Regions from separate parts of the Homo sapiens genome. Here region 2 is linked to region 1. Evidence: read pairs that join two places in POLR2A ChIA-PET (ENCODE). Cell type or tissue: GM12878. All regions are shown on one strand. Each heading gives the region's core, and the rest is flanking DNA. Links, peaks and the distances in the headings are about the cores only.

Region 1 (10,272 bases), core at 2,346-7,345:
AAGATGAAATTCCCATGTGATAGTCATCCTCCCTCTCCTGGAAGGAAAGGCAACATCCTTATCTTCAAGGACAAGAAGTTTAGACACAGAATACCATACAGACCTTGTTGGAATAACTCTGATCTTTTAAGCCTCCTCATAATTTAGTCCCATTTTCACAATTAACTGTTTTTTGTCCAACCCAGTAACTAATTTGGTGGAGTCTTCATCTTCTTATGGGGGCTCCCATGCCACATAAAACATTTATTATGCTTTTCTCCTGTTGATCTTTCTTATGTTAGTTTATTTCTCAGACACAGCTGGAGCCTGTGAGGATAAAGGATGGAAGTAGAAGTTTTCCTTCCTTACAGTTTCTGGCAATGAGGATGGGACCCTAAGAGGCTGGACACCCCACTCACTCCAGCCTATGGATGAGATGCTGAGAGGCCTGACAAAAGCCTGCAAAAGGTGGGGGGATTCTTTCCAAAGCCAGCTTTCCCAAATATCTATGGATAGTGCCTAGCTAAGAGAAGAAGGTAAAAATTTTTTCTTGTCCCTTCTTTTCTAAATTTGAATTGGCAGGAGAAAAACATTTGTAAGGTTGTTCTCTGAATTGTGACTCTTGTGAATTTGGTTCTAGGTTCTAACAGAAATCGCTCTTTTTTTTTGTTTTTTAATCTCTGTCTTCTGTGTGATTTACCACAAGGATAAAAGTTACAATAAGACTCTCCTTTCATCTTGTTTTATGTCTCAAGAGCTCTGTAGCCAGTGAGGATATCTTCTCTGGTCTCCACCAGCTGGGTGGTGGAGACTGTCAGGTTTGCATCAGATGGCGAGCCAGCTGGCTAGGAGTCTGAAACATGAAGCATCTCCTTGTCCCAGAGTGCCAGCTCCCAGGGGAATTTGTCTCAATTGTTTCAACCTCCACTACCTTGTTAACAAGTAAGGTCTTTGTTTTTCGTCTTTGGGAGAGATGTTGGATCTCGAGGGGGGTACTGCATTTTTCACGCTCTTTTTGTGGAAGCCTCTCGTATCCATGGTTAAGACATAAAAGGCTTATTGGCTTTGAGTCACAATTGAAGTGGTTATACCTTTGGATATTTGGACTTTTGTATCTAAAAGTATTTTTAGAGAGCCCTCATCATGAACAACTGTCCTATTGGTACATGCGAGAAGATTTGGCTTGAAGGAAGAAAATAAACACTTTTATAAATTAACTGTTTTCTCAGAAAAACAGAACTAACCTAAATGTTTTTTGAGTTCAGGTGATCTGGTATAATTTTTGGTAAATATAGAAGCTAGTTTAAGTTTTTTGGTTCAATTAAAATAGTCATGTTTGGAGACTTGTCAACATTAAACATAATACAGACATACGACTTCTTCTATCTGGATTTATCAAGCAAAAGCGTATGTATGTTTAAGATGGTAAAATTGTAAATGTAACCTAAGAATAAAACATACAGTAAAAATAAATTGCTTGATGTGAGACAAATGTGACAATGAAAAAAGAGAGTTAAAAAAAGCCATATGTTTTAACTTTTAGGTTCTTTGCTTCTGTGGTATTTTTTAATACTTGCCTGATTTACTAACAATAAAAATAACGTAAGATAATGACTACATTTGTTTCATGTCTTATGGAGTTTTTATAAACAATTCAAACATAATTGTTAAAACCAAGTGAATTAATAAATGTAAATATAAATGAAATAGAGTATAAGTAAGCTTTTCAACAATGATTATGTTTTATAAGATATATCTACTTAAAATGGTTTATAAAATCTTTTTGGTTACTTAAAACATTACAGTTATAGTAAGTTAAATGAAATGATGAATATTCATTTAATAGACCACTTCCAAATAAGATATTATGCTGAAATATTAGTTGTTGAACATAAGTTTAAGCTTATATACTTTTGTCTCCTCATTGTAGAGGAACAAAAGATATTTGGGTCTGTTAATTAAAATGCTCTATTCTACACTGAAAAAATGTGCTATGAGGAAGCATATATTTCTAGGTGTTATAAAATAATGTTTTCACAAATTTGTAAAAGGCAGTTTATGATTGCTTACTTTCTAGTTTTCTGGTTTTCACTAGAAATTAAAGTTACCAAGAGTTTTAAAATTCCAATTACTAAATGTAATTCTGTACACAAAGTGTACAAAAATGTAAGATATGTTTGGGTGAGAAAAGTTAAAAGGAAGATATGAGAATGTGTTTTTATTTGTTGTCGTTTAAAAAAGTAATTTTCTCTAGTTGGAGGCTAGTTGAGGATTGCTTCAAAACAAATAAATAAAGAAAAAAGTGATATCAATAAAACTGAATAAGAACATTATAAATGGTTTGAGAAAATTGCAAAAGGTTTATGGAAGATGAATATTATGAAAGAAATTTTTGTGTGATCAAGATAATTAAAATTAGAAGAAAAGTATTTATTTATGTTTTTCTAAAATTGAGCCTTAATATCAATAGCATACTTGTGCAAAACTATTATTTTGTCTTCTCTGTTAATAAAATACAGTTATATTGCAGTATTAGCCTCTACTGTTAATATTAATATGTTTTTCCTTAACTTTTTAGTAATTGGCCTAGAAAACAAAAATTTTGTGTTTTATCAGAATAGTTTCTTGTGCTCTGTGCTGTATTTTATTAGCTCTTTTATTACTTAAAAAAGTGATCTTCTCAATATTCAAAGAGCTAAGTTTTGACCATTATGTATTTGCCTTTTGAAGAATTTTAATTATCACTCTGGTTAAATGAATGACAATTATTTTACAGTGACCAGTGATTCTACTTTGATCAAGGGTTTTAAACCTTTTGACAGTTTTGACAGCTTCCCAAAATCAAATTCTAAATTGAGTCTTTTTGACCTTGAATTTACTTTGGGTCTTTCCAGCTGGGCCCTTGGAAGCAACAAAGGATATGTCCCTCACCTTGTAAAAGAGGTGTTAAACTAATTGGGTTTATTCAATATGTTAAAATGCATGGGAAACATTATCCAATAATAAGTGGTGCCAAATCTTTAAGTTATATTTATAAATATAGTTTTGATATAAATGTTCCTAAAATTGTACAAAATTGCTAGAATTCCGATATGTCTTAGTATAATATTTGGTTATTATGTTAAAATGATATATGCCATAGAAACAATGAAATTTATCTGTAAATTGCTGGTTATAATAAACTCTCTTCAGATTTTTAACCATGGCCATTCTAAGTCCTTATCATCCATGGAATGTTATGGTGTTGGTACTTTTCTAAACGCATTTGCAATCAGCTACAGTCCAAAAATTGCTTTTTCTTCAAGGAGGTTCACAGAAAGGATGGAAAGAATTCTGACAAGTTACAGGTTTCTGATAACTTCAAGATCAAACCATTGGACTAAGGAAAAATGTCCAGGACACTAAAGAAGAAACAGAGTTTGTGAAACTGCTAACAAAGATCAAGCAGAACAAGAATTAATTACATGAGGCTGAACGAACGGATGAAAAAGAATAATGGGTTTTTATAATTTTTACTTGAAATTTCACTGGTTCTTTAAATGTTTTGTTTTCTAGATTTAAGGAAACTTTTTCCTTGTATGTTATCTATAGTTTACAACAATATAATAAAGTATACTCTTGTGAACAAAATTAAAATATTTGCTTTTTCTCCTTTCCTGATCCAACCAGAATTCTAAAACTATCCATAAGCATTCTTATTTTTATGATAATATAGTTATTTATATAAGTTCAATAAAATATGCTCTCTTTATAACAGGATACAATACTTAAAATTGGTTATATTACTAAGGCTTTGACTTGGATGTCATATTTGAAAATGCACATAAAGTTACTTCAGCCAAACTGAGGTTTGTCTTGATTTGGCCTCCTAGCCTTGAGAGACTTTTAAAAGTCAGGCTGAGATTCTTATCAAAAGTTCTAGCAGAACAAGCTTCAAAGGAGCCTACGTGGTCAACCACTATTCTTGATGCACTTATGCATCAAGGCCAAACTTGATGAGGCTAAACTTACTTAGTAAACAAATTTGTCTTATTGTGATTATCTTTAGTAAAAATGGGGGTAACTGTAGAAAAGAAATTATGCTTCTAAAGGAAGGTGAAAATTGTATTACACCTGTTATCTGACTGTAGCCCTGTTCATTGCTTTTGTGTGTTTCTAATCTACCTGTAGACTGAATTGGACCCTGAATTCTTCTTGCTTCCTTCAGTATCTGAAGAACAAAGAACAAGAACTTCTCTGTTCCTAAAGCCCTATAAACTGAAGCTGAACAACAACTCAATGTAAAATTCTAGGAACAAGTCTCCTGCCTGATGTGCAGGCTACATAGAGAGTTCACCAAAATGCCCAACGCTGGTCTAGTGCTTCGAAATGACAACCAACACCTATGAAACAGAACAATGAACTCCAGACAGACTTAGCCTCAGAGCCACTCTTTCCAAACCTCCATGTTGCTTAAATGAAGCTGAAAGATGTTTTTACATCAACTCCTACTTGCTGGTCATTTCCCTTCAACGTGAGAGTAGAACAACCAGGAAAGGTCCATCCCAGTACCGAGGAACAATCAAAACCTAACCACAGGATGATCCAGCAGTGATGCTTTCAGAGCAATAACTTGATCAAAAGGGAGAAATGTAAACATTATCAATACCAAAATAAGTCACTTATATTTAACCCTACTAAAATGGAGCTGGGAGGCCATAAGGGAGGGTCACTCATGCTCTATGCCTATAATGAAAAATACCATAGAAACTTTTTTCCAAACCACAGCTTGCTACATGAGTCACACAAGGACAGCCAGCAGCACAAGGACAGCTCGCCACACAAGGGCAGCTCGCCACTCACACAAGAACACTTGCCTGACACTGTTTTCACTAATGAACTGGTGTCAACTCCTGAAATAAGCCCTTGGAACCAATCACCTTTTTGTTTCAAAACAACTCACATGTACTTCTCTCTTTGTCTATAAAGGCTTGCCCTTGCCCAACCTCCTTAGATGCATCTATAGTTCACTATGGCATGTGGATCCTAGATTGCAATCTCCTGCTAATTCCCAAATACACTCATTTTTTGGAGAGCCTGTCTCTCTCCACTGTCATTTTAGGTCGACAGCAGAAATAAAGAGTCTCTAATAGAACGTCAGAGAGGGAAGAGGGTATAGAAACCCTTTTTCTTGGATATTTAGAATGGAGTCTTAATTAGCTCCTAGGGTCAGGGTACTAAGTCCCCATTAGTCCTGCATCATTAGATGGAAATGCTTTTAACATTTGCTTGTTTGTCTAACTTCAGTGCCCTGAGATCAATCAACCAGATCCAGCAAGCCACAGAAACCCACATCTTACACTCATTATTTCCTGACAACCTTCTGCACTTGCTTGATGCTTTATCCATGAGTACTTGAAGCCCTCGTCATGCTGACTAATGTCTAGGCATACAAAGGGAGGCACCCAAGTCTCAAACAGTTTTCCCAGAAGAAACAGAGCTCAGGTACCCAGATACCTGGGTTACCAGAGGCACCAGGCCAGCTGTGAGCTGCCCAAGAGATGCTTACTTTTCATATACGCCAAGCCAAAGTAGGTGAGTTCCTCGAGGTTGGCAAAGGATGTCACGGCATTGAAGACAGCTCCCACTGTTGATTCAACATCACATTTTACCTCCAGGTGCTGCCCGTTCAGCAGGACCACACAGAGGTCCCTGAGAGCCAAATAGGATTTCCCTTTTTTGGTCTGAAAACAACAACAGTATCAATTATACTACAATTATAAGTCATTGAGCCTTTAGTGTGTGCTGGTTACTGTACTAAGCACTTTACACACATTGTCTCATTTAATTGACAACTCTAAAAGATAAGTATATTTACAATTCCTATGCAGCAGATGAGAAACTAAGGCTCAGAAATGGTAAGAGTCTTGCCTAGGGTTTGCACAGTTTGTAAGGCAGGAACTGGACTCAAATCTGAGCCTTCTGCCAGGCTCAGCAGGGGCCAGGAAAGCTGGGAGGCCTGTCTGACTGACGTCTTTCCCATGCGGAAATTCCAGCTCTCCCTTGGGCTCTGCTTCCTAAGAGGGTCACCCAGGGCCCTCATCAATGAATCATATGGCCCTGGATCAATCTGTCGATCTGACATTGTCTCCCCAGGTCCCAGCAGAGCACAGGTTAATTAATTCTAAACTTCAGAGAGAATTTGGGTGGGTGCAGATCCAATGAAGAGACAGAGCTGGAGCAAGGGGATTACCTAGACTCTAGAAATGGGTCGGCAGAGCCAAAGAGCCTCCAGAGTCTGCCTTCTGCCTCTTCATCTCCCACCACAGCCCCACCCAGACCACTGTTGCCTTGGTTCAGCCTCCTGGATAGTTCATCACCAGGCAGCCACCTGGGCCATTCTGTCTGTGTCTTTGCACATATGATACCCACTGCCCCTAGGGCTCTTCCACTCCCTCCCCATGTGGCAAACTCTTATGGATCTGTCAGGTCAGGCTCTGGAGCCCTTGTCTGTGGCTCTTCCTGAGTATCCCCATGTCCCAAAGCCCAGCCTGGACCTCCCCCAGGAAGTTCTCTCTAGAAGGCAGTCATGGACAGACACTAGCATATGTGGCCTTAGTGCCATCGAGACCATGCCTGTGGTCATACCCTGACACTCCTGGCACCCAGGGGCAGCCTATGCACTCCAGGGGCCAGAGCAGATCTGAGGACCCTGTGGGAGGGGGTTTCACACATGCCGCTGGGCAGGGCTGATCACACAGGCATACTCCATGCCACCTTGGTTCCTACACTTGCTGCACACCTGAGTCACCTGAGAGGTGAGGAGACCACTCCCAAGATGGTTCTGTCAGTCTGGCACAAGGCCTAGGAAATCAATATCTAGTAAAGCTTCCCAAGGTGATTTTGCGAGAGCCAGGAAGGCTGGGAGGCAGGTCTGACCCGCTTCTTTCCCTTGCAGAAATCCCAGCTGCTTCCTGAGAGGGCTGCCCAGGCCCTCAGTGATGAATCGTATGCCCATAATGGGCCCCTGCTTGGGTCCAGTGCTCTGAAGCTGCCCTCTGGACACTCTTAATAGTTGTGTTTGGAATGTGTGTTTTCTGAGTGAAGTCCCCAGGACAATGAGCGAGTATACAAAGCTTTGACTTTCAGCAGTCCTGCCTCCCCTCCTCCTTGGAGGGTTCTGGCTGCCAACTCCTCTGCTCTCTGAATCCCCATGCCTTGCCCAGCCTCCCCTGCCCCTTCATCCTCCCCACACAGTGACCTCTGCTGCCCTCCACTGAGGGCAGCCATGGCTCTCACTGCCCCCTAGTGATGCCTTCCTCAGGGGCTGGTGGAGGAAAGGTCCCATGCAGGCACACGCACCCAAGGCATGTCAGAGCAACCATGACAGTGGCTGTCCCCACCCTGGGCCAGGAGCACCAAAGCTCTTTCCCTGGGCAATTCAGCAGGGACAAGCATCTCACCCACCCAGCTCCCAAGCCAGGTACCAAACGCATCTCCATGCAAAGGGTGTAACCCCTTGGGGGACCACTGATTGTCTGGGCTGGGACAGCAGAGTCATGGGAAGGGAGCTTGGGCTTTTTCACCCTGCGTGGGGCATGGTGCATGGATCCAGCAACTGGTGTGGCAAAGTCACAGAGCAGGGTCCCAGGTACCTGCAAGGGTCTCTGTTCACCTTGTGAATATCCCTATGCCCAAGAGAATGTGACATTAAACAGCAAATAAAAAATAAAAATACCATGACATGATGAGACAGAGAAAGCACATATAGAGAAAAAAGAAAATGTTTTATATTTTAGTTCCTGTGGTGGCTGCTTTTGAACACAGGGTGCTGCCTCTTCATGTTTCAGTGAGCCTAGTTGCCAGTGTTTCCCACGGGACAGCCATGCTGTAAGGGGAATCTGTTTTGTTCCCAACACCCACAGGGAAGCAGAAGGAAAGGGTGTGTGTACCAAGAACTCCACTTGGAGGGAGAGATAGGGAGCTACACTGACTGAGAACCCTGGGGACAGGAAAGGAGGGGCTAAAGCAACAGGGGCAAATGCTCCAGCCCAAGCCAGACAAACAGAGTGACACAGGAAACCCTGGGAATGGGGCCTCCTGTTTCCCAGGTAAGGGACAGAGGTCTAAAAAGTATTTTACTGAGGGAGCCCTCAGTCACCCTCATACCCTTCTTGCATCTTCCTAGAGGCAAGGGTCCAAGGTCCCCTCTGAGGATTATAACTAGGGTCCTAGACCTGGTGTGTAGGTCAAGATGCTCGCCCCAGACAGAACTGGGACAATAGCACTGTTCCCATCGCCTGGAGTCTTGGTACCTAAGCACTGCACAAGCATCCCTGCAGAGCGGGGGAAGCTGGCCCCCATCACAGCAGGTCTGGCCCATCTACCCGGTGGGTAGAGGAGTCTCCAGTCACCTAAGCCATGTGACCACAGGGATGTCAGGAAGGGGTCCCTGGGTGAATTGTCCCTTCTTCCCCTCAGCTGAGGGCAGGTGGCTTGAAGGGGATGGGCAGAGGTGGGACTGGGCTGAGGAGGCCATGGCCCTCTGACTTGCAAGCCCCATACAGGAAGTGTCCTCAGAAGGTTGTAGACCCCCAGAGTGAGCCACCCTGACACCCCAGCCCCTCACACACCAGCCTCCTTAGCTTTAGTATTTTCATGCTTTGGGTAACTCAATCTTGCATACCTGGGGTGTAAAAGTTATCATCCCACTTCATATTTTTTGTGCCCATGCAGGTGGACCAGGCACACAGTGGGTGCCCGTCAGCGTGTGCTGCATAAATTGATGCAGCTGGTCATTGCATAGGAATTGGAGGCCCCTGTCAGGCAGGCATCCCACGTGCACTGACCAGTTTGCTTCAACACTTTCAGGACTCAGGTGTAGAGGAAATGATGTCAGTGCACTGCAACAGACATCCCCTTGACAGGGGGGTGCATGGAAGCTGGGATTCAATGGGATTTTGCTGGAGTGAGCCAGAGGTGGGCTCATTGGTGCTCTTCAGGGCAGGAAGGACAAGTGGAGGGCGATGCAGGAGCCTGGGAGGGGAGAGCCTCTAGCCATGCCCCACTCAAGCCCTGCCTCCAAGAGGCCCTGAGCAGAGGCCCAGAAAGCCAAGTTGACAATGTGTGCGCTTCCAGCCCTGGGGGTTGGGGAGATGGGAAAGGCTCACATCCAAATACTCAACATTGACTGAGAAGCTCTCGGCCCCAACTGGGCCCTGGACAACAGAGATATGGGCCTGAACATGGACAGATATGTTCTGGGGAGCTCAGGGTGAGACCAGCCACACATGGGGCTCTGCAGGGGACGTGCTCAGGCTCTGGGGCAGGGAAGGGACAGCCCACACAGCATTTGCCCTTCCTGAAAAGCCCACAAGGCTCACTCCTTGTCTTCACCCAGTCTTTGTTCACAAGATGCCTCCCCAGAGCCACTTTCCTATCTAAAAGAGCACACTCTCCCTCCTACCACCTGCCATGCTCCATCCTCCTCCCTTCTTCGTTGTTTTTTTGTTTTTGTTTTTTGTTTTTTTTTTTTGCACAAATCACTACCTGGCATTCTTTTATATTTATGTCTTTGTCTGTCTTTGCCGCCTCCTTCTAGAATGTAATCTCCACATGAAAAGGACTTTGTTTCATTCGCAGCATAGATGGGGGCCTAGAATAGTGCCTGGCACCTGGTAGATGTTTCACAGCATTCCCTAGCTGAGGCTGGGAGGGCCAGCAGGACTCAGCTGGAAGTCACGTGGGGCCCCTTTAACAGGCTGAAGGGAAAACAGCAGCAGTGGGAGGCAGTGATGGTTCTGGCAGAGGTCTGGGGGAAACTGAATGCCACTGGGGTGTTCCCATGTGAGACCCCATTCAGACACAATTGGCCTCCCGCAACTGCCCACTTCCCTCGCCACCCTCCATCCCTGCCCAGTCTAGCCCAGTAGTTACCACAACCGATCCCGGCAGATGTAGTGTCATCGGGGCCTCTCCAGCCAACAGGATGAACTCTGGCCTGGAAAACTGGAGGAAAACAGTCACATATGGTAGAGAAGACAACAGATTCCAGGCTTTGGGTCTGGGCTTCCCCCATGATGCACCTCTGCAGCCCCCACCAGCATACATTCCCCAGAGCCAGCAGAAAACAGGCCAAGATGGGGCTGACCTGGGCTGAGGCCCCAGCTGAATGGTACATCTTGGAGCAGAAGTCTTACAGGTGGGTATAGGGTATCAGCAACATTCTGGCTCTTAAGTTGGGTACAGGGGTGTTCGGGGTGAATTATAAGTTTCATAATTTACACAGAACTCCATCTTTTGTATGTATCAAAA
Region 2 (10,272 bases), core at 1,953-6,952, 55 kb after region 1:
CGCAATCATGGCAGAAGGCAAGGAGGAGCAAGTCACATCTTACATGGATGGCAGCAGGCAAAGATAGAGAGCTTGTTCAGAGGAACTCCTCTTTTTAAAACCATCAGCTATCATGAGACTTATTCACTATCAGGAGAACAGCATGAGAAAGACTTGAACCCATGATTCAGTTACCTCCCACCGAGTCCCTCCCACAACATGTGGGAATTCGAGATGAGATTTGGGTGAGAACACAGCCAAAAAATATCATACACCCAGAATAACATTTAACCACGTATCTGGGCAACCCATGGCCCAATGAAATTGACACATAAAATTAGTCATCACAATTCTACCCTGTGTCTACTTGACTGTGATTTAAAGACAAATAGTATATCTGTAAAGTGTGTATCACACTTAATTTCCAAATAAAGACAAGAAAATAACAAGGGCATTATTTCACCTAACATGTTACAATTATCCTGCATACAACAAAAAAAAGTAATAACCCTTTCCCCATAAGAGAGGTAAATCCTTGAATGATGTTTACTTCTCCTCTTGATATATTGTAACTTAAATACTTGATGTAAAATTATCAATACTTAAATACTATGATATAAAGTCAATATATATTATGTTACAGATAAAGAAATAAGAAAGGAAAGAAAACAAATATTATATACACACACAAAAATATATTCATAACAAAATAAGGAGGAAATATTCATGATAATTACAGTCCTCATTTCTGTAACTGTTTACATGGTCGTTGCTGGTGTTTATAACTATTTTCTTCCACTACTCATTCTGTATTCCCTTTGCTTTCAGCATATATCACAGATGACCATGGTTCTTTACTTGGTGGAGTGACCTAAACCTTCATTCCTGAAGTATCTGAGCCATTGGTAGCTCCTGTCTGAACTGGGTTGTTGTAGTTTTCCACTGACCTTAATCACAGGGCATGGTAATACTAAGAGATGCCCTAAGAGATCTCCAATATTTCAGACAGACTCTTCCTTACTCCATTGTGTAACAGCAGTTGAATTTCCCTTTGGCAGTGAGGATCAGTCACCCCAACCAGCATAGTAACTCCCATCTTTGCCTGTTGATTCAGAGGCATGAAGAACCCACAGTGACTGGGTAGTCTTAACTGTTGTGTCTCCCAGTAGAAACATTCTTTCATCTGAAACTAAGACTTGACAGCATGCACAGCATAAGGTCACAGAAACAGGAAGTAAAAGTTTTGCTGTGGGTCACTAGGGGTAATAATGAATGGTGCCACTCTCATTTCTACCCCCTGACTCTGGGCCCATGAAACCTGGCTATGGGAGAAGGAGCACCTTTAATGAATGCTGATTCAGAGCATATAGAGCTTCCCAGAAAATGCTTCCCCAACCCTACAAGGCATTGCCACCTAGATGGTGTTGTAACTGAGTCTTCAAAAGGCCATCCCACTGTTCTAAACCAGCTGCTTCTGAATGGTGGGAAACATGGTAAAACCAGTGATGTGCTAGCCCCTGTGCCCCTCCTCTGGGCTCTGCTCCAAGAGCTCTGCCCAACCAGCACTACGCCAGATTTCAGGACCTGTGTGGGTTGCCTCCTCCCTGCATCTGTCCTCTAGATGTGGATGTGGCTGGAGCTTGGCCGTGAGGACCTAGAGCCCCTGAGAGTGTGGGGAAGACTTGGAAGAGTAGTGACCCATGGCCTGGGGCTAAAAGTGCATAAATTCCAAAGAGTTAGAATTATCATTTCACATTTAATCTTCCAGGAGGTTATGAAGGTACATTTACCAAGGTAAGAAGACAGACATATCTAAAGAGATTTTTATTTAAAGCCTGATGGCTTGACTCATAACTTTTAAATATTTAGACCTAACATACGTGGGCCTCCACTTGCATTCTTTGCCCTGGGTCCTGCAAATGTTAGAGAGGGCCTGTTCCTTTACTGGAGCTGTCAGCTCTGGATTCCCTGTGGTCTATCCTGCCCTGCTTCTTTATAACGTCAACACATCTTTGATCTCCTCACTCCACCTTCCTCACTCTACCTCAGCCATCTACTCCTGTGTTCATAACTCAATCTTTGTCATTACAAGGAAATTTTGCTGTACTATCTGCAAAACTTACATCTCAAACATCCTAGGCTCAGACCAGCCACTGACTCATATTTGTCCAGCTTATTCCCTCAAGTTACCCAACCCTGACAATTTTTTGTGCTCATCAAGACCTCCCATCCATGATCCATGAACCCTACCACTTTTCCACTGTTCTGTACTTCTCTCACTCTCCAGCTTAGAGTTCATGGTCCATGTGTCAGGAACTCCTCCTAAGCATGCACAAGCATCTGTTTTCCCCTTCCTCCTGGGCACACATCCAGACCACACTTCCCAGCCTCCCTTGCAGCTAGGTGGAGTCATGTGACAGAGTTCCAGCCAATGGGACATGAGTAGATAGGATGTGTGCACAGGAGGGGGATTCAGAATGGCAGTGATGATAACCACAGTGACCTTGGAAGCCTGGGACCCTAACTTGCACCCACCTAGAACATTTTCCCTGGGGTATTAAGGAAAAGGAAATCTATTTAATCTGAGCCATTGCATTTTGTTACATCAGCTGCATTCCTATATCGCCTCACTGAAATCACTCCCCTGCATGTAGCCAGGAGGGCAAGCACCAACGTGGCACAGGGTTAAGAGCAGGGATTGTCCAACCAAGACCACCTGGGTCATATTCTGGCTCCACAACATACTGGCTGTGCTATCTGAGCAAGTTATTTCTCCTCTGTGCCTCTGTTTCCTCACCCGTAAAATGGAGATGATAATGGAACCTACTCCTAGATCCGTTTGAGACCCACAGGTCTGGTAAGCAAGTACTGTAGAACAATGAGACCCTGCCTGCCACAGTGAACGCTATATATCTGCCACCACTGCATCTGCTCTCAACCCCACTGCTTCTCTCACACTTAACTGGGGCAGGGGGACCAAATTCTAGTTAAATTCAGGTTTCCCCTCCTCCTGTTTGTGTCCAAGCAGCTGAGCCATGTTGAAGAATGTCACAAACCCCTGCTGTGCTGCCTCATCTTGCTCCCCACTCATGGCTGCAGCCCACTGGTGGCCCTCGCACCTCCTAGCTGTCCCTCTGCATGTCTCTTCAGTTCTCCCAGGCTGCAGCCATGCCTTCTCCTTGCCCGATGCTGAGCGGTAACCTCATGCCTCACTGAGGAAGGAGAAGCTGTCAGAGGAGAACTCCTTTGTGCTCCCACATTAAACCCACGTACCTCCCTGTGTTCCCTTATCTGTTCCCTTATCTGTTCCCTTATCTGTGTTCCCTTATCACCTCTCTCCTGGTTCTTCTCAAATTAGGCTCCTCCTGCCCCCAAAAGCACTGAAAGGACTCTGTCTAGGATGCTAAATCCAAGAGTCAGTCTCAATTCTCATTTTCCCTGACCTGCTAGCAGCATTGGATCAGCCCTGTTTCCTCACAACGCTTTATTTCTTTGGCTTCTAGAACGAACGCTCCTGTCTTTATACCCCGCTGGCCACTCTGTCTTCTCACCTGCTTCCTCCCGCACTGCCCTCTAAACATGGGATTCCTGGGAGTTTCTTCCTCAGCCTCTTCTCTTCCCTTTCTATCCCCACTCCTCCCCGACATTCAGCAAGTCCCATGGTTTTAGTTACCATCATAGGCAATAATCCCAAATTCAGATTTACAAAGAGCACCTGTCTCTCCAATTTAAACTCTGGATTCTTTTGACCAACTGCCCACATGTCTTCACTTCCTGAGGTCTAATAGGAAACTTAAATTTAAGCATATCTGAAAGAGAATTGTTGATTTTCAAATCGTCTCTCCCACCAAAAAGAAACCCTTGCTCCCTCCTCAATTTAATTATCTCAATAAATGTTCTTACCATAAACCTAATTTCCCATGCCAAAAAACAAAACAAAACAAAAAAAACAGCCACCCTTGACTCCCCTGGGTCCTTACATCACATCAATTGGCAGGTTTTGCTTAAAACATCTGACGCTCCTCACCATCCCTCTTCACCCTCCCCTGGGACTATCATTCCCCCGCCTGAACCACTGAGGGAGTTTCCTGGCTAGTCCTGCTCTAATGATTGATGACCCAGCCTATTCCCCACTCAGCAGTCAAGCTGTCCTTCGAAAACCAAAGGCAGATCGTGCAATCCCCTTGTTCAGGACCTATCTGTGGGTGCCCACTGATCGCCTGTGATCTAACCCTGGTTAGATCTAGTCCCTCCCTCCTTGGTGTCCCCTGCTCCAGTCACACTGGTATTCTTCCAAGGTCCCAGTTTGTTCCAGGGCTTTGCATGTGCTGTTTCCCCTGCCTGGAGATCTTCATCTGCTATGATGTCACTTCATTCAGGCCTCTGTCCGAACGCTGCCTCTTTAGAAAGTCTGTGTTCCTTCATCAGGCTGGGTCCCCTTGCCTCTATTAGTCCCCTTTATAGCAATTACTGGTTTTTACTTTAATACTATGTATTTATTTCTCATTTATTTTCTATCTCCCTACTGACAAATATTAGCTAACCGATGGCTGGGACCATATCCATCTTGCTTCCTGCTTGTGGCAGGATGTTTTCAGCTGCATGTGACAGATGAAGCAATGAAAAGTGATTTAGACAATCAAGGATATCTGTGTCCCCACATAAATGCACATTCAGCAGCTCAGCAACATCAGAGCCTGGGGTTGACATTTGTTCTTCTCACACCAAAGAATGGCTGCTGCAGCTCCAGCCTTCACATCCAACTCAACCATGTCAGAAGGAAGAGAAAGGACTTTGATCTTCACATCTGTTTAGAATCTTCCAGAATCCCTAGTCAGCTTCCCCTTTTATATCCCTGGCCAGACAAGATCAAGGGCCCACCCCTAAACCCAAGTAGAAGAGGATGAGCACAGTTGGCTCTGATCAGTCATGATTTCTCCCTGGACGGGAGGACGAACTCAGCTTCCTAGAGCACGCACTCCCTGATGGGTTCACAAAATGAGACCCTGAGATCAAGGAGGAAAAGGGTGTGTGGCTATTAGGTGACAAATCCGGAATGATTGTCTCAATTCTGTACCCCCTGCACCTAGAACAGGGCCTGACTCAGAGCAGATGCTTGATAAATGCATGCTGATTGGATGGTAGAATATTTGTGCCTTTACAGAGGAGAGGTGTCAGAGGGAGCAGGACCAGAAATAATGTGCTGTAACTCAGGCCCACTAAGTGTCAAGGTTTTTGCATGCAGTACATGAATCCAAACACACATACACACACACACACACACACACACACACACACACACACACACACACACACACACTGGGAAGCAGGGAGTATTATCCTGATTTTACAGATTAAGAAATTGAGGTACAGGGAAGTCAAATAATTTTCCCAAGGACCCATAGCTGTAAAAGATGGTAAAGTTAGGATTTGAACCCCAAACAGTCTGTTTCTTCCCCTAGAAGAACCAATGCTAGTGAAAGCCTTGGAGAGGTAGAGGGTAGTTCTTTCTTTGAAGTGAGAGGGAGGGAGAAAGTGTGGAAAATGTTCAGGTCCAAGGGGAGAATGTGGACAATCTCATGTCAGATGGCCCCAGTCTTTTCAGTAAGTCACCCTCAGAGTCACCTGCTGATGAGTAGGATGAAGCTCAGACAGAAGTGGAAATGGATTGGCATGAACACGGGGAGGACGGAGATGGTGACCAGGCGGAGAGGAACAGTGGAGATGGTAAGCAGCCAGTGAGCCCCACAGCTGGGGCTGTGCAGAGGATCAGAGAATCAGGAAGACCCAGGGAGGTGGGGACAGGGGTGACTGGGACCTGGAATGAGGGAGGTACAAATGCCAGAGGCTGGCTCAGTGCCTTGTATCTGTTCTGTTGGTGGGGGAGGGCAAGGATTTTTCAAGAGTTAAGTCTGAGCAGACCCGCTCCCAGGTTTCAAATCTGGGGCAGATGGTGCCTGGGTAGTTATTGAAAAAGGCTGAGCAGAAAGGAGGCTTTGTGTACAAAGGAAGGAGGATCCTGCTAAACACCAGTGAAGGGGCTGGACCCCAGCCAGACAGTGCTTGGCAGGACAGGCCTGGGCTGAACTGGATCGTATGTGACCAGAAAGGACAGGGAGTCCAGGGAGCTGGGGAAGAAGACAGAGCCAACTGAGACTGGCAGACCAGCCAGAAACAGCAGGGGCGGGACCTGGGACCTGGGCTTTACTTAACAGCCCCAGGGCTGTAGGGCTACAGTTCAACTTCTGCAGAGCTCGCCTGTCAAGTACAAGGGCAGCTGACAAACGTGTGTGGTTTGAGATGACTTGACCTTGGTTGGTATTTCTACTACCTGCTTAGATAACATCTGGGCACTGTTTTTCTAAGAACTGCAACTGAAAAGGAAAGCACACACTTTACTAAGATTCCCACGGCCAGGTCCGTGGGCCAGGCCTGGAAGCCACAAGGAGGAGGCTGAGGGAGGTTCTCCTGGTGGGAGGAGGACTGCCCACCTCCGGCTCAGACGCTGTGGGTACAGACACCTGCCCCTGCCACGTTGGCTCAGGTGGCTGCCTTTGCAGGTACAATGAGCTTATGAACAGCTCTGGCCCAGGTGGAGGAAGAGACAAATCTGGCGCTCAGAGAAAAAGCAGCAGTGAGTTGGGGCCAGAATCACTGATCCACTGAGACAGGCCGTGGAGACAGAGGCACACATGGAGCCTGCAGGAAGAAGAGCAGGAGGAGTCAGACACAGGGCAAGGTCGCCCAAGGCAAAGCTTGTAGACACTGAGCACCTACGGCCTTTCTTCTCGTGGCAACACATTCCAGTTGCTGACAAAGTTCTAGGAAGAAACGAATGATCTCTCCGGCACCCAGCTGAAAAAGGAAGTGCAAAGTTTGGGAAAGGGGCCCATTCTTGGGTGATTTATCTACCATTGAAGAAGGGGCCTTAAGGAGGGCACATCCTTTGTCCTGGCTCCTTCCACATCACAGGGGGCAGGAGAGCCTCTGGATGTGTCCAGTTGCAAAGCAGCTGAGGCTGGCGATCTTCCCGTGATTTCTCACTCAAGTATTTGCCCTAACCAACAAGATGGCTTTAATCCATAAATGGCCCACAATGGGTTTGTCTCACATGCACTCGGTGCTGCCTGGGCTCCTGTTGGGTCATGAGGTGAGAACACGGTGCCCTGCCCCCTCGCCCTGCTGCAGTGCCACACGCATAGCCACCCTGCCCACCCTCCTTGCTCCTTCCCACCCTCCGCCTGCCCACCTGTCAGAGAAACTCTGCCTCCCCATGTCTCTCGGCTCCTGCGGTGGCCTCCCTTCTCCCTAACTCTTCTGTTACACAAACTGAGGCTGGACCTGAAAGCACACAACAACAATGCCATTTATCCCCATCGTTCAATCAGTCATTCATCTCTCCCACTACTCACGGGACCCTGGGCAAGTGACTTAACCTGTTTGTTAACATGGAATGATTGTGAGAATTAAATGAACAAATACATGGCCATCCATGGCATATTTTACATGTTCAATATGAGTTCATTGTTATCACTATTGATGTTTTCATTATAGTCTATGTTATCACTTATCCAAACATTTACTGAAATCAGCTGTGTGTCAGGTACACTCTACAGAGTATGGGAGGAAGAACGGCCAAGGAGGCCCATGTTTCAGCAGCTCCGCACTGGAATGGTCTGAACACCGCCCCTCTGTCTGTACTTCAATGGGCCACTTCCTGTAAAGAAAAAAATTCTTATCCAATAAAGCATTTCTTTGCAGAAGTCTAGAAATCCTTTGTATTCTCTTGGGTCATGACCTCTCTGTCAATATGATTTCTTCCCCTGGGTTAAAGGACTCTGCCAAACATGGGGAGCAGGCCATAATGAGAGATGGGGTGGTATGCATTGTCTGGGATGCTTTTCTTTGCCTTTGTCAAGTTGCAGAGAAGAAAGGCCTTCCGAGAACAGGGACAAGGCAGTCCCCTATCCCACAATGCAGACATGACGCCGCTGCATCTTCTGGTGACCACACCACCTCGTGGTCACCACTGGAACTCCACCCAACCTCCTAAAATGTGAAATTCAGCCGCAGTCCTTCTGTCAGAGTGACCTTGAGGACTACTTGGTGAGTGATATGGTTTGGATTTGTGTCCCCGCCCAAATCTCATGTCCAGTTGTAATCCCCAATGCTGGAGGAGGGGGCCTGGTGGGAGGTGACTGGATCACCGGGCAGATTTCTCCCTTGCTGTTTGCATGATAGTGAGTGAGCTCTCACGAGATCTAGTTGTTTAAAAATGTGCAGCACCTCCCCCTTTGCCCTTTTCCTCCTGTCCCTGTTATGTAAGACATGCCTGCTTCCCCTTCACCTTCTGCCATGATTGTAAGTTTCCTGAGGCCTCCCCAGCCATGCTTCCTGTACAGCCTGTGTGAGCCAATTAAACCTCTTTTCTTTATAAACTACCCAGTCTCAGGTATTTCTTTACAGCAGTGTGAGGACAGACTACTACAGTGAACAACACTGCCTAATTGAGGCAAACATTCTTAGAAATGAAAAAGGAAAACAACCCACTCCTCGGAAGACAGTATGTAATAGTGGTTCGAGCCAGATTGGAGTTTCACCTCCAGACGAATGAGCTGGGTGGCCTTGGGCACATTACACAGCCTGTCTAAACCAGTTTCCTCATCTGAACTGGAGTCATAATAATGCCTATCTCATAACGTCGATATGAGGACGGCATGAAGTTCCGGATGTGTGGTCTCATACATGGCCAGTTAGTACCTGCCACCCGAGCATCCTCTGTCTCCTCCTGCCCACCCCCTGCCACTGGATTCAGTGTCAGGAGTGCAAAGTCCATTCACACACAAGCCCCGTCTTGCTTGGGTCCATGAAAGCTGATGTTTCCCACACATTTCTGGAACCACCAAATAAAGTCCACACATAGCCGCAAATCAGTCCCAATCATGACTCCCATAGCTGGAGGGCCATACACACTGCACATGTCACATCTGCCTGCCTCTAAAGGGCCACCTGAATGGGGACATGGTGACAGCTTTATGGCAAAAGGTGGCCACACAAATTCCTCCCATCCCTGTACACTGTGCCCTTTGCTGAGAGGTTCTGGACACTGATGCTCTGGCCCTCTCAGGATTATAAGCACTACCTCAGGCTGGAAAGGAGTCCCTCCTTCACTCTGCTGTGCCCAGTCAGGAGAGCACTGCCAAGCCTCACTGGGACCCATTGTGTCACAGAGCAATAGAGGTTCTCCATCCCCACACAATTGCTTTCCTTCCTTGAAGTGGGTTTGAAGTGCTAGCTGCATGACATCTTCAGAGCCAGCATCCCATCAGGCACCTGATCCAGAACCCTGCTAACTCGCTCTGTCTGTTCCTTTTTTTCCTGGCCCCAGTGAATGCCAATTGAGGATAGACTTTGTATCAGTTATCTATCTATTACCAGGAAACAAATGGCTATAAAGTTAGTTGGCTTAACACAACAACCACTTTATTTGTTCATGACCCTGTGGGTCAGCTTAGCTGGGTGGTTTCTCTCGGGTGACTCATGTGGTTCCAGGAATCGTCTGATGGTTTGATGAGGGCCTGAGGGTCCAGGTGGCCTCCCTTACATGTCTGAGAGTTGGTGTCAACTGTCAGTCAAGTCTTTTTATCTCCTTGTGTCTCTCATCTTCCATATGGTGACTGCAGCTTTCCTAGAGGACAGAGGTGGGAGCTGTAAGGCCTCTGGGGGGCCTAGAGTCAGAAGTCACACGGTGCTACTTCTGCTTTCTAACTGGCTAAGGCAAGTCCCATGAACAGCCCAGATTCAAAGGAAATAAAGTCCACCTCTTGATGGGTTGACAGCAAAGTTACATTTCAGAGGAAGCTCACACAGGGATAGAGTGACATTTTGCAGCCATCTTTGCAAGCAGTCTCCCACATAGTGGTGGGGTTTTTTGTTTATTCTACCTCAGTTGGCTCCTCATCCTTCCTGGAAATCAGTGAATGTAAGTTACTACTCCAGGGTGGAGGAGCAGAAGGACTTCAACACCAAATGCATCTGTATGTTTCTTTCCCCCCTCACCTCTTGTCTTTGTCTTACTTCTGCCCCATTTCCCACAAGTGTGTGCTGCTTGGATCCTTTCTTTCCTTCTAACCTTAAAGACAAACATTTCTTTCTTTCTTTCTTTCTTTCTTTTTTTTTAAAGAAGGTTCTTACTCTGTCTCCCAGGCCGGAGCACAGTGGCACAATCATGGTTCACTGCAGCCTCAAGCTCTCAGGCTCAAGCAATCCTCCCACCTCAGCTCCCAAGTAGCT

The links. Peaks named below come from ENCODE experiments on the same cell type or tissue, not always from the same donor. Only the 100,000 strongest peaks of a DNase experiment are listed, where the experiment ranks them.
Region 2: POLR2A ChIA-PET joins it to region 1 with 7 read pairs; 2 of 35 experiments call an interaction of 5 or more read pairs at or near these places.

Annotation. Positions count from the first base shown.
Region 1 is chr10:48,226,588-48,236,859 of GRCh38, forward strand. FRMPD2 (FERM and PDZ domain containing 2) reads right to left here. Exons shown (of 29, transcript NM_001018071.4): 9 at 9,895-9,966; 10 at 5,528-5,702. Among named protein-coding and RNA genes, the nearest start is that of FRMPD2, 43 kb to the right of the region's middle. RefSeq lists an enhancer at 6,819-7,320. In GM12878, for the core only: no CTCF peak of the experiment used is centred there; DNase peaks (open chromatin) are centred at 4,884 and 5,314; H3K4me3 peaks cover 267 bases.
Region 2 is chr10:48,281,844-48,292,115 of GRCh38, forward strand. No RefSeq gene overlaps it. Among named protein-coding and RNA genes, the nearest start is that of FRMPD2, 12 kb to the left of the region's middle. RefSeq lists an enhancer at 5,952-6,452. In GM12878, for the core only: no CTCF peak of the experiment used is centred there; DNase peaks (open chromatin) are centred at 4,078 and 6,288; H3K27ac peaks cover 3,252 bases.